Linked DNA regions of Homo sapiens: region 2 is linked to region 1. A link is a contact called in ENCODE Hi-C or POLR2A ChIA-PET data. All regions are on one chromosome and are shown on one strand. Each heading gives the region's core, a stretch centred on a gene start or an enhancer-like site at or near the end of the contact. The rest is flanking DNA. Distances are from core to core; before and after follow the strand shown.

What was found. Hi-C counts contacts between places; a loop is a spot of excess contacts on that map. ChIA-PET counts read pairs that join two places held with the same protein, here RNA polymerase II (POLR2A). Pooled maps may share reads with other maps.
Region 2: a loop to region 1 is called in a pooled map, with 2.3 times the contacts of the local background. The contact joins two enhancer-like sites. A Hi-C loop is called at or near these places in 1 of 168 maps with a recorded cell type or tissue (PC-9) and 2 of 50 pooled maps. POLR2A ChIA-PET finds 5 or more read pairs at or near these places in 2 of 52 experiments (AG04450 and activated T-cell).

What each region holds. Positions count from the first base shown.
Region 1 is chr1:59,125,373-59,132,244 of GRCh38, forward strand. HSD52 (a long non-coding RNA gene) reads right to left here. Exons shown (of 3, transcript NR_027120.1): 3 at 6,564-6,872. Among named protein-coding and RNA genes, the nearest start is that of HSD52, 18 kb to the right of the region's middle. Within about 2 kb of position 2,964, at least 2 of the 41 ENCODE cell types and tissues checked have a DNase peak (open chromatin) inside an H3K27ac peak, as active enhancers do.
Region 2 is chr1:59,022,804-59,029,675 of GRCh38, forward strand. All of the region lies in intron 2 of LINC01358 (long intergenic non-protein coding RNA 1358), which reads left to right. Among named protein-coding and RNA genes, the nearest start is that of LINC01358, 5.8 kb to the left of the region's middle. RefSeq lists an enhancer at 3,780-3,839. Within about 2 kb of position 3,353, at least 4 of the 41 ENCODE cell types and tissues checked have a DNase peak (open chromatin) inside an H3K27ac peak, as active enhancers do.

The DNA.
Region 1 (6,872 bases), core at 1,714-4,213:
CATTTGGGGAGGCAAATGGAAGATAATTGGCATATGGGAGTTATGTAACTAAGCAGAAATGGTGTGTTCAGCTTCTGGGATACATCTTTAGAGGGAGGAGCATGTCTTCCTCCTTCCTGTAAGCTAGAGTAATGACATGATGCCTGAAATTTGAGCAGCCATCTTGGTCCACAAGATGAAAGCTCCATCCTGAGACTGGTGGAACAAGAATCCCTGAGGGAACCTGAATCCCTGAGAACTAGGCAACTAGACCTGGTTGCCTACATTTCATTGAGAAAAATAAACTTGTACTCTTTTTAGGCCATCGTTATTTTGAATTTTCTATCACTTGCAGCTGATGCAAATCCTAACCAACTCAGAGACAAAACAGGAAATTCTTTTGGACTACATTGGTCATATTTTTTTTTTTACTTGTAAGCATCTAAAATGGAGTTCTTTTGCTTAAGCAAAGGAAACATTTATTGGAAGAATGCTGGGGGTGTCTCAGAGAATCAAAGGAAATGCTGAACTACCAAGATAGGAGGACCCAGGGCAATTCTGGTTTCTTGAAATTCTTCATGGTCTCTCTTTCACCCTTGAGGACTGCCACAAACATGACTCTTTCCCCAGCAACTCCCAATCTCTTCAGCAACTCATTCCAATTTTCATATTTCTACTAAAGAGAATCTGACTAAGGTAGCTTGGGTCAGGCTCTGGTGTCTCTGTGGGTTAAGAGGTCACAATACAGACAGGGCCATTGGGGGGGCACCTGAAATTCTTAAAGCCATGGATGTGTAGTGAGTCGGTCACCCCAGGAGGTGTGATTCAAAGTGAAAAAGGCACCAACCTCTAAAACATTTGTGTAAGTATAGTGTATCTCCACAATGAAGTCACAGCTCTTTGAGAGCATGTTTCATGCTTTTTCTGGAAGCAACTTGGACAACAAAAATGCCTGGTTTATAGTAGACGCTGAATAAAGGATCATTTCCTTTCACTTTCCCCCATAATCCCTGATATTACAAGTCTCATTACAGGAATAGGGGTGGCAACAACTGAAAGCCAGAATGTTTTGTAAATTTTGTGCAACCAGATTCACCAAAATTCTCAATATCTACCATATGCCAGGCGTATATTGAATACAATTGACAGAAGAAAATAGTAAATGTTTTTAAGAGCTCACAGTCTGGCAGGGAAGAGAAGCATGTAGATGACTCACAATAATAGTGAGTTATGTGCTGTAGTAGAAATAAGTATAAGATGCCTTAAGAGTATAGGGGAGAGAGCAACTGAGAGAGTTGGAAGAAGTGACATTTGAGGTGGTGTGTGTGGATGAGTAGGAGTCCTGCAGGGATAAAATGGATGAGGAGAATTCTAAGCCAAAGGAATAGCATGTTCAATGGTACTGAGGCATAGAAATGCTGAGCTGTGTTCAGGAAACAGCTAAAACCTTCATGTGAATAGACTCCTAGGCATAGACTAGAACCATATTTAGTCATTTGATAATAACAATTGAGTACCTGTACTGTGCAGGGTTACTAGGGGGTCAAGGAAAAATGATAAAGAAAATGTGGTATATATGCATAATGGAATACTAGTCAGCCAAGAAAAATAATGAAATTATGTCTTTTGCAGCAACATGAATTGGAGGCCATTATTTTAAGTGAAACAACTCAGACACAGAAAGAAAAATACTGCATCTTCTCACTTACAGGTGAGAACATAATAATGTGTACTCATGGGCTTAGAGTCTGGAATAGTAGACACTGAAGACACAGAAAGGTGTGGGGTGGCAGGGGGGTGGATAATAAGAAATTACTTAATGGGTACAATGTATGTTATTCCAGTAATCGATACACTAAAAGCCCAGACTTCACCACTACACAATATATCCATGTAACAAAATTATACTTATACTCCATAAATTTATACAAATTTTGTATAATTTTTGTACAAATTTTGTATAAATATCAGTGCCAGGCACTGTGCTATGGATTTTACATGTTATCTCATTTAAACTGAGGCTGATCTACAATTCTTACAAAGAAAAATGAGATGTACTTCTCACCTTCAGTGGGAAGGGCAACCACAATGACTATGATTAGATGAGTGCAATACCAGATGGGGACAAAAACTTTCCTGTGAGTTTTTGGGGGAGTTTTAGGGGAGGGGACATTATCTATGGACTCAGGAAGAGGAGCCCAGAGCTCTAGGCATAGGTTGGAGATTTGAATGCCATGCAAAACTGCTTCAGTTTCTTTATCTTGCAGGTCATAGTGCCCTCTAAAATTTTTCATACATGTTTGTTAAGCAGGAAGGCTCATTTGCAGAGGTTGCTTTAAAACCTTCTGTCTCAAAAAAGGACAATCCCATTTGTTTTATACTTGTTTGCCAGGCACTGTGCTATGGATTTTACATGTTATCTCATTTAAACTGATGCTGATCTGCAGGTGGAGAGGGCTGTGTGTCCAACTTTGGAGGTGAGCAAGGCAGAGAACAGAGAAGAGTGCTGTGTAGTGTCGGTGGGGATGGTTGGGCATGTTAATGCTGTTTTATGTGTAGGGTGCAGGGAATTAAATTCTCACAGTTCAGAGAAAGGTCCCTGCCTTGATCAAAATGGCTGCTATTCATTGAGTATGTATGATGAGTCAAAGCCTTAATTACTCCATCAGCCAGAAATATGGTGAGCTGCAAATCACTTCAACTACCTACAGTCCACTTGTCTCAAGCCGTGAGGAGTCCAAGAAAAGCAGTCCAACAATACCACCAAAGACCCACTCATCGTTTTTCTAAGACAGCTGTTGCATCTCCAGGTCTCTTTTCCCTATTCCAAGAAGGAAGAAAAGGAGAAGAAAGGCTTTTACCAAAAAGGTTTAGCTTTCTTATTCAGGACCAGAAACCCTTCCCTGAGACTTATGCTTACATTTCATTGGCCAGAACAATGTCATGTGGCCACCCCCAGGTGCTAGGGAGACTGGAAAATTGAATGTTTTAATAGGGTGTATGTGCTGCCTCCTCCACCCTAAATTAGGCATGAGTCACTGAGGAAGAAGGGGGATATGGGTAGCAAGTAGGCAACATATATAATCTCATTCCATGCTTCCAACAGTTCTGTGAAGTAAAGTTATCTACATTCTACAGATAGGAATATGAATGCAGAGAGGAAAGTAAATTGCCCAAAGTCACCCAAATAGTGAGTCATGGAATAGAGATTTTAAAACAGGCCTATATCATTCCAACTGAAAGGATTATTTTATGATATCATCCTGTCTCCCTTAGCTGTGTGAACTTGAAGAATTTACCAAACCTCCCTGAGCCTCAATTTAAGATCCGTAAAATTAGAATAATCATCCCTGACTCAAAGCTTCCTGAAGCATCAAGTTACATGCAAAGGGTTGGAAAGGATAATATCAATGGGACCCCAATTATTATTGATTTACCATTTGCCAAAATGTCTCATCTAAAGTTGACAAGCAATGAAGGTTCTCTGAACACAGCATGAACGTTGGTATTTGGGGTTGGCACCAGTAAAATCTCTTCACTGGCATTTCCTATTTGGGCCTCATTATGGATTCCCAGGAATTTCCACTGGCTGGATTTCCTTTGTCCACCTCAATAGCTGCATATGCAGATGAGTTATGAGCCACATTCCACAGCAGGTCAGATGAAAACAATGTGCAAACTATCCATTGTAGCTTTCTTGCCTTCTTTCCCCATGGCTGCTCCCCAACTAGAGCTAAATCCAGGCTGTTCCTTAGACTGTGCTTCTGGTGCCCCCTCCCAAGATGGAATAAACTGTCTGAACACCAAGGAAGTCATCCTGCTGCAGACGCACCACAGCTCACATGGTTTCGTGCCTCTCGGATTGGGCTCTTGTGTGTCTCTGCCTGGAAGGCTTTGCCGTCATTGTTCTCCCAGTCAAGGCCCAGGCAAAATCTTAGGTATCCCATTTCAGTGACACCTTTCCCCACTCTTCCTGGTGGGATTTTGTTGTTGTTACATTTTTTTCTCTATTACCAAAGGGCTTTGTCCATACTTGTGTTACACATAGCACTGTCATCACATCAAGAGTCTGGCTTTGCTTTTACTGAACACCAGGATTTTGAAAAAGAACAAATAAAGTAATAGTGATAACCCCAAAAAATGTGATGCTGTGGTATGAATGTTTGTGCCCCTAGCCCCCAAAATCATATGGTGAAATCTTGACCTTCAAAATATTAGTATTGGTATTGGTATTAGTATTGGTATTAGGAGGTGGGGACTTTGAAAGATGATTAGGTCATGAGTGTGGAGCCCTCATGATTAGAATTAGTGTCCTTATGAAAGAAACTGAAGAGAGCTCCTTTGTCCCTTCCACCATGTGAGGATACAGTTAGGAGGTGAGATCAATGAGGAAGCATGCCCTTGCCAGACACCAAATCTGCTGGCATTTGATCTTGGACTTCCCAGCCTTCAGAACCATGAGAAATAAATGTTTATTGTTTACAAACTACCTAGTTTATGGTATTTTTGTCATAGCAGCCCGAACACACTAAAACATTCATGTACATTATAATAGAAGAAAGCAAGGATGAGATGGGAATCAAAAATATAAATGAAAAAAATTATATTCTCCTTTCCCTTCCCATCTGTATCCCCGACAGCCACTTAGTTATTTCTCTGGTGTGGCACAAGCAAGGACCAATCCAAGCAGGCAAAGAACTAGAGCAGAGTGCTAGAGGCCTCCTGTGCAGCCAAGGTTCATTTTCTTAGGGCTACAGTCTGGTCATCTTTTTGTGTCAATACATACAGACCTATTCTATTTGTTTTCGTTGCTCCCTAACTATTGCATGAATATACCATGAAATTTTTAGGCCATTTTCCTACCTTGGAAGCATCCAGTGTTTCACTGTTACAAATGTTGCTGGAATGAATCTGCTTGAAAATATATTTGTGAGCACACGTGCTGGTATTTCTGAGTGATAGAATCCTAGAAACAAGGTTTGGGTGGAGACTCCAAAGTTGTACTCCCACTTAATAGGACATAAGCATACATGTTTCCCCAAAGCCCCACTGAAATTAGATATTGTTGATTGTATTAACTTTTGTAAACGTTGAAAAACTATCTCATTACTTAGTTTGAATTTCTTTAATGATCAATTCAGTTGAGCTTTGTTCTATATGTTTATAGGGGTTTTATTTTTCTCCTGTGCTGCGACTACTAGCATCAGGATCTTGATTGCAATAATCAGGGAGTTCCCCTCAGTCCTGAGGCCTGACTCCAACAATACCCCATGAAATTTTTCAACACAAGAATATGTGAGAAGAACAAAAGAATTTGTTAAGAATGGCTGAGCCAGCACTCTGGGATTAGAGCCTCAAGAAGTTTTCCTTTGCCGTTTACTGGGCATATCCATGTGTGACAATCACATGTACCATTCACTGAGGTTCTAGTGGCAACTTCTAGACCAAACACTTTAAACATGTATTAAGGGTCTTCCGCTTAGGTAGGGAAGGGAAGGGTCTTACATTTTCTAGTTTGGGGGCTTCTGGGGCTTTGCAGGGTTTTCTGTTATTTTTTTGGTTGTTGTGTACATTGCTGTTGTCTTTGCTTTGTGCCAGTCTGGCAGAGTATCTTCCATGTGAAATGACGTCTAGTTCTGCAACATTCTGATGGGGGATGTCACCTTCTCAATTCAGAGCCTTTTCTATTAAATACGGTCTATTGCCTTTGCATAAGAAGTCAATTTTATTTCATTTCAAATTCAAGGAGCACCTACTCTGTGCTAAACTTTGGGAATACAAAATTAGATTACACTAAGTCCCTATTTCAGGAAAGCCTCCAGTCTGGTGGAGCTGAAAGGGAAATATCATGGTCATATAATCAAGATGGAGTGATGCTTGGGATTCTCTGGGAAGATAGGACCAATTCCCTGCTTTCCAGTTGCTGTGATCTGAGTGTTTATGTTCTCCCCAAATCCATATGTTGAAATCCTGACCCCCAAGGTGATGGCATTAAGAGGTGGGGCATTTGGGAGGTGATTGTGTCCTGAGAGCACAGCCCTTGTGAATAGGATTAGTCCCTTATAAAAGAAATCTGGAAAGATTTCTCACTTCTTCCATTCTTGTGAGTTTACAGTGAGAAGATACCCATCAATGAGAAAGCCTTTACCAGACACCAAATCTACAGGCACCTTAATCTTGCACTTCCCAACCTACAGAACTATGAAAAAAAAAAGTTTGTTGTTTATAAGCCACCCCATTTATGGTATTTTGTTATAGTAGCCCAAACTGACTAAGATACTAGTGAGCAGGTAATAGAAACTCTATGTGCCTCAGTTTCTTCATTTGTAATACATAGAACATAATAACACAACTGATAAGGTTATTACGAGTACTAAATGAATTATCCAAATAAAGTACCCAGAGCATGTTGTGTAGTAAGTGATCAATGTGTTAGTTTTTAGTGTTATTATCACTGTTTTTCTTAAGTATTATTATTATTATTATTATACTACAAAAAGGGATCTCACTCAATCTAGAGGTTACTGGAGAAGGTGCTGGCAGGGTCAAGTTTTGAAGAGCAGAGAAAGTGGATTTAGCCTTGATTGAGAGATGAAATGTTTTATTTATTATTTTGAGGTGCACAGTGACAACAGGTTGGACATTTAACCTCCATGATCTCATATACAAATGACAATGCTCAGACAGAGAGGTCACATAACTTGTCCAAGGTTACACAACTAGTTAACTGTTGGTGTTAAGACTTGAATGTATAGTATTTTTATTTCCTCTATTTTATAGATAACAGTGAAGTGCAGAGAGGCATTGGGGATCAAAATTTAAATCCATGTTTCTCAAAGTCCTGAATCCATGTTCTTCCCACTACCCTAAGCTTCCCACCTAGTGGAATATAT
Region 2 (6,872 bases), core at 2,103-4,602, 100 kb before region 1:
ACCTAAGAATGCGCATTGGGCCTGGAAGACTTCCTTACCAAGAAATAAAGAATCCTCAGCCTGTGCTGGACTTATCACCTTTTGTGGGAATATCTTTTTCTGTTTGTACTCTTTTGCTTTGCTTAAGGGCATGCATCATATGGCACTTAGAAACTTCGCTACTGTATCTGTCCTTTGCAGGCAGGGGATGGGCCCTTCTGCTGCAGCATAAGAGGGGTCATTCAATGGCCTGTGTCAGCTACTGGGATGGACCTGCTGTCCATGGGATACTGACACCCACTAGTGAAGCAGATCTTGCTCTGTCTCTTCTCTGTGTGAGTAAAGTTCTGTTCCATCCAGTGCTTGACTGTGTTGTGTTTTTCGTGGCAATTTCAATACCAACATGCAGTGGGCACAAGCGCTTAGACTTCTACTCCGGTTAATAGGAAACAGATACCACTTGCTTGCCAGTTGGATGTGGATATTGGATGTGGATAGATGTAGATATCAATTAAAAGAACAAATGAATACGTGATTGAATGAGTGAATACATATAAGGAGGGAGAGGGTTGGGTCAGGGTAGATGAGAAGGGGGATGAAGGAGGCAGAGGTGGGCAGAGGTGGTGATGTAGAAGAGGTGTTCACCACTGGGAAAACTCCAACTGGGCTGGAGCAGAGGATCCTTGTATGGAAATCATGTCTGGAAACTAGCAGAAGACCAGTTATGGACAATTTTGGCTTTGCTTTGTGGGCCTATCATGCTATTTATACTTATATGATTAACAGACATTTCTATAACATACCAGACCTGACAAAGCTGCTACAACACACCTGAGTTCACATGAGTATGTATTGTTTCTCCAGTTTCCATTGGTAAAAGTGCAGTGCAGAAAATCGTTTTCTGCCCTTTCTCTGTGGCCACTTTGAGGTCAGAGATTGTGTCTTAAATTCAACAAGAACAGAACTGGAATAGTAGAATCTTGTTTTGTTGTGTTTTTGTGAAAAACATAAAAAGGCTCATTTTAGGCTTTAATAAAAGAAGGGGCCTGGAGGCATCACTGGTGATGGTAAAAAAAAAAAAAAAAAGCCATAATTTTATGTTTTTATAAGATTTTAAAATGTTAAAATCAAATTATGAGACATAAATCAGGATGTTCAGAAAAAATTATAAGAACCCTCATGATGTTTATCAATGAATGATCCGTTTGATTCTGTGCAGCCTCATGGCCAAAACCAAGCACAGAGTTAGTCAGATAACTGATCTCCTCTACACATATGATCTTCTTGGGGGACTCTGTTTGGCAAAGGAAGCTTTGGGGAAAGCTCATATAAACCACTGAGTATAGTCAAATGATTTAGACCTGAACACTTTTTAAAGTAGGAGTTATCTGTCCACTAATAAATATTTTAGTAAAGTGTCATGGAACATGCAGTTTTTTTTTAAGGTGGACAAATAATTTTATTTTGTGCATGCAAATACACGTCAAGTACTGCAAACTTTTTCCATCAATTTTCTCTCAAACACTGAAAATCATGATGTCCTATTTTGTGAACAGCCAAAGCTAGTATCTCTTCACTTCAGTGCCACAGCAAAAACATACAGAATTCACTCTTTGCTATTCACTATCATCATAACCCTCGTTGTTTCATCTCTGCCCTCCCCTCTTATACAGCCCTTATAAATTCTAGTCTTATCCCATTTAATCCTATTCCTATAGCACAAAGGCAAACATTACAATTTGGAAAATCAAATTGAAATCAATGGCATAGAATTTATTCCCATATATATCCCCCATTTCATTATACAGAATTATTTTAAGTTATAGTTAAAACTATGACATAAACATGCAGTTTTGAGCGATATAACTTGCCAATAAATCTTCCAGGTTAAATTAGTTGCCAATTATATTACTAAAGTTACCAGGAAAAAAACTTGAGCTATTGTAAGGGTTATGGGCTATGAGACAGTTATGTTTTTGTAGTTGCCAGCTCAAAATAAAGTTTCAGAAGTATTGATATTAAGCCACTCTTGCTGCCAATAATTTGATAGACAATCACTTATCCATTTAAGTAATAAGTTTAGTCAGAGGGAAGATTCTTTTTTATCATCTCTGTGGGAATGTGGGATGGCACACCTTTGTGACTTATTATACAACCACGATAGGTAGGAACCAGTGCTGGCCTTTGTAGTCTCAGGGTCTATATGAAGAGAGCCTCAAAAAATGATGCTTGTTGGTGATGCCAACAGAAGGTTGCAGCTCTTCAAAAAAAAAAAAAAAAAGAATAGGTCTGGGCATGGTGGCTCATGCCTGTTATCCCAACACTTTGGGAGGTTGAGGAGGGAGGATTGCTTGAGCCCAAAGTTCAAGACCAGCCTGGGAAACATAGCAAGACTTTGTCTCCCCCCCCCAAAAAAAAAAAAATAGCCTGGCATGGTGGTGTATGCTTGTGGTCCCAGCTACTCGGAAGGCTGAGGTGTGAGGATCTCTTGAGCCTTGGAGGTCAAGGCTGCAGTGAGGCATGATTGCATCACTACACTCCAGCCTGGGTAACAAGGCAAGACCCCCCTCCAAAGAAAAAATAATCAGGAAGTGAGTTTATTTTGCTTTCCCCTTGTGTAGTCAAATTGATTTGTGTTTGAGGCATGTGAAAGCTAAATGCCTGGCCCTGTATAGGTCATGAGTCATCCCTATATCCTACAGTTTAACAAAAGACAGCCCTGCCTGTTCCCTTCCCCTCCCCACGCCCACCACTGAAATCATTGTAGAGGTAGTGGTCTTCTAGTATGTGACCCTTGGGCTACAATATCAACAGGTTCTAGGCCATATTTCCTTCACATCCACGTAATGAGCCCCGAAACCCAAGTGTCCTATTTTCCTTGAGGACATCTAGACCCAAAGCATCCCCATTTTGGAAGCCCAGGGACTGTGGAGTGGGAAAATATGCCTCCATTCCTCTCCTTCACATGTGTTTTTAGGTTAAAAAAGGCAGGTGCAAATCACAACTGAATATGAAGCCTCAAAAGAGGCCAAAGCAAATCAACTTAACAAAAATAACTTCTTATCACCAAACCTGGAGAAAAACTTCAGCTGTGGCACCTCCAAGCAATGACCACGTCCCTGGCTGACTTAAAAGCCCCTTCAGGACCTCATGTTGATTGAATCCCCATGATCTAGCCTCAAGTGAGGGCTGAGTGGGCTGTTCTTGAGCCAAGTGTCTGTGGTTGTGGATAAATATATTAATATCCTAGCAACTTGCAAAAGCCAAAGTACTTTAGACAGAATTTGTCGTGCATTCTCTTAACAGGAGAGCAGGTTTGAGATGGAGATCTGAGGATATTCTGAGCCAAGCAAAGAGATTCTTAGTAAATACACAAATTCATTTCCTTCTGGTAATGCTTGGCTGCCCCTTGCAAATTGGAGTCATTTTCTCGTGCGGCCTTCTAGTGTTCTTCTGAAATTTGAGGTTTGCTCTGTTTTCAAAATGTAGAAACCCATCTCAGTCATCCACCAAGCTTTCACTGAGCAACCAGATGCAGGCATTGTGCAGGGTTATGAAAGTGGAGATGTTTAAGACACGGTTTCCACCTTCAAGAAGTACACTGTCTAATCAGGAAGACTCACTGCAACATCCAGACTCAACTTGCTACACCCCACCCTGGTGTCCTCCCACTTGCCCTTTCTTCTACCTGGATGGAATGCCCTTGGCTCTCTTCCTCTTCTCTTGGAGGCTTCTCTCCACCCCCACCCGCAGCTGAGTTGCCCACACCTCTGGGATGCTCTGTACTTTGGTCACACATACGTTTCACATTTTCACCGAGCATGAGATTATCTGATATCCCATTTATCACTTCTTCCAGACACATTCCTTCAGCCTGTAATGGTTCCTGGCACGAGACAGGCACACGATCATTATTGGTGGAATGAATGAGTGAATGAATTCACAAGAAACATATGGCACTCAGAAACCTCAGGACCTCAGCTTAAATTCTAGCTCCAATGCTCATGTGTTGAGTGAAACTGACTGAGTTATTTAAGCCTCCTATGACTCACTTTTTCTATTTGCAAAATGGGAATAAGGGTTGTTGTGATGATGAGCAAATTCTTGTTTAGTGCTTATCAAAATGACTGCCAACTGGTAAGCGCTTCATGAAGAGTAGCCATTAAAACAGTTATCACTAACAGACATCTACTGAATCCCGACTGTGTGCCAGATAATGTGCTAGACACTGAGGCTACAAAATGAATAAAGTAAGATGTGTGCTTTCAATGAACTCCCAGCCTGGCTGGGAAGATAGATGTTAACAGAAATTAAAAGGCTATCTTACTAAGTAAGTGGGATATTGGGAACATGAGGTGGGGCACCTAACCCAGGCTGGACCAGATCAATGAATTCACAAGAGAAATGGTACTGGGGATCATGAGAGCTAAATGGAAAAGTCAGAGTCAGAATCTTTAAGGCCTTCCCCAAACCCTGCTCTAAATATTCCAACATGCCTAAGTGTTTTCTTTCCTTATAAATCCCTTCCTCCAGCCATATTGCTGATTATTCTTATTCTGTGAATTACATAAGTGTATTGTTTTACAATTTACAAAAAATTTCCACACACCGTGAGTCACTGGATTCTCCCAACTTCCCTATAGGACAGATAAAGCAGATAATTTAATATTTAATTCATGGGTGAAGAAGCTGAGGCTCTGAGAAGTCGCACTGCTTCTAAATGATCCTAGCTAGACATAACCCCAGGGGCTGACACTAATTCTGATGCCCTTTCAGCTCCCACAGCCTGGACACTCATAACAAGCCAGGAGCCCACCACCTCTGCTCCTTTGCCACACAGTGCCCCCTACCTGGAATGCCATCCCTCATCCCTCGTGTTTGTCTAAATTCTCTTTCTCTTCTTTGAAGTCTCTGTTCAAACCTTAACTGCCTCCCCCTGCCATCTAGTCTCTCCCCTGTCCAGACAGCCTATAGGGGTCTCTTGAACTCCTAGAAGGCCCTCTCTCTAGGCTGAAATAGGACTCTGACATCCTATGGCGGCCTGTTTATGGTTCTTTTTCATGTGCCCATGTCTGCCTCCCCAACCTGGCTGTGAGCCCCTGGAGGAAGAAACTGTGTCTTACTAATCTCTGTGGTTCGGATATAGTAGATGCTTAGTAAGTGCCTGTTGATTAAATGAATGGTATAAAGGTTGTTGGTCAATCTTCTGTTTAGGCTGACAGAAACATACTTGTGAGAGAAGCAGACTAGCTTTTACTAGGCAGTTAGGCCCTGAGTGCAGAGATGAAAGACATAGTCTCTGCATCAGGAAGCACCAAGTCTAATCAAGAGACAGCAAGTACATAGATAATAACTATACATATTGGAAAGTTTCAAATAGAGTACAAAGTACAAGGTGCAATTGGAGAACAAAGGCCATGGGGGAGGAGGGAGTAGAAGGAGGAGATGAAAGCAACAAGAGGAAAGAGGGAAAGGTGAGGTCTGAAGAAAGTCTTATAGCGTGAGTAGAAATTGACCGGGGGTACAAAGGGTGGCAGAGTACAAAGTACAAGGTGCAATTGGAGAACAAAGGCCATGAGGGAGGAGGGAGTAGAAGGAGGGGATGAAAGCAACAAGAGGAAAGAGGGAAAGGTGAGGTCTGAAGAAAGTCTTAGAGCGTGAGTAGAAATTGACCAAGAGTACAAAGGCTGGCATGATGGGATATAGAAAGGGGCTCCATGGTCTAGAAGAGTAACAACAACAAGAAGAATAAAATAGCCCAGAGGCATGAGAGGAACTGAAATCAATATAAAACTTTCTTGAGGGATTATTTAAATACCATCCTGAAGTCCAGATAGATTCTACCTCCTGGATGGTTGGATGGATGGATGGATGGATGGATGGATGAATGAATGGGTATTATGAACATTCATGTAACAAGAGTAAAGAGGGTATAAAGAGGACGCATAGGTAAAAGATGAGCTCTTGATTCCGAATATTAGAATTGTTGTTATTAATAGCTATGCTTTTGTGTTAACAAAAGCAATATAAGTTTATTATTAAATAACCAGGAAATAAAGGTAAGTGATTTTTAAAGTTGCTCTTAATCCCGCCATCCAGATATAACCACTATTAACATATTTATGTTGGCCTTTCCACGCTTTCTTTGGTGTCTTTCTATCTTAATCATCTGTCTGTCCATCTAACTATACATTTGTTTACATATCGATGATCTTTTTATTCATCCACCCATTCATTTATCCATCTATACTTTTCCAAAACAAACATAGGCTCATTTGGTGCTTTACATTTTGTAACCAATTTTTCTAACCAATTTATTATAAGAATCCAGTTATTTCTACCTATTTTTAAGTCAAATGTTAATAGCCACATAATATTCCATCCTATGAAAGTACTACACTTGGTTTAATCAATCCTTTCCCCCTTGTGCAGTTATCAAACATGTTTTAATGAAGATTGGTGCTCTTCTTTTGGGCCAAAGTAACAGCAAAGGGGTTACCTTTCTCTAAAGTTTATGAGGCTCTGAGTTGATTGACCAAAACTTGAACTTGATATAGGGTCATATTAATCCTCTGACATAAATCAGCTGCCTCCTGAAGTGACGTCTCTATCTCCACTGTACCTTTCCCTGGAAATGCCAGACAGGGCAGAAGGGCCTCCCCGACAGTGCAGGTAAATTAGTGCAACCATCAGCAATCACAGGTTATCTTCTGCTGATGGAATCTGACAGCACCAGCTTTCCCACATCTTCACAGAGCTGGTGATGCAGAGCTGTCAACTAACACAGCTGCACGGAAATGCCAACGGTGGATTTATGGTGTGAGGCAGTAACTTTGTGACCCCCAGGTGGAAAAACAGATGGCTTTGAAATAAGATCAGTCAATGTGGCAAAA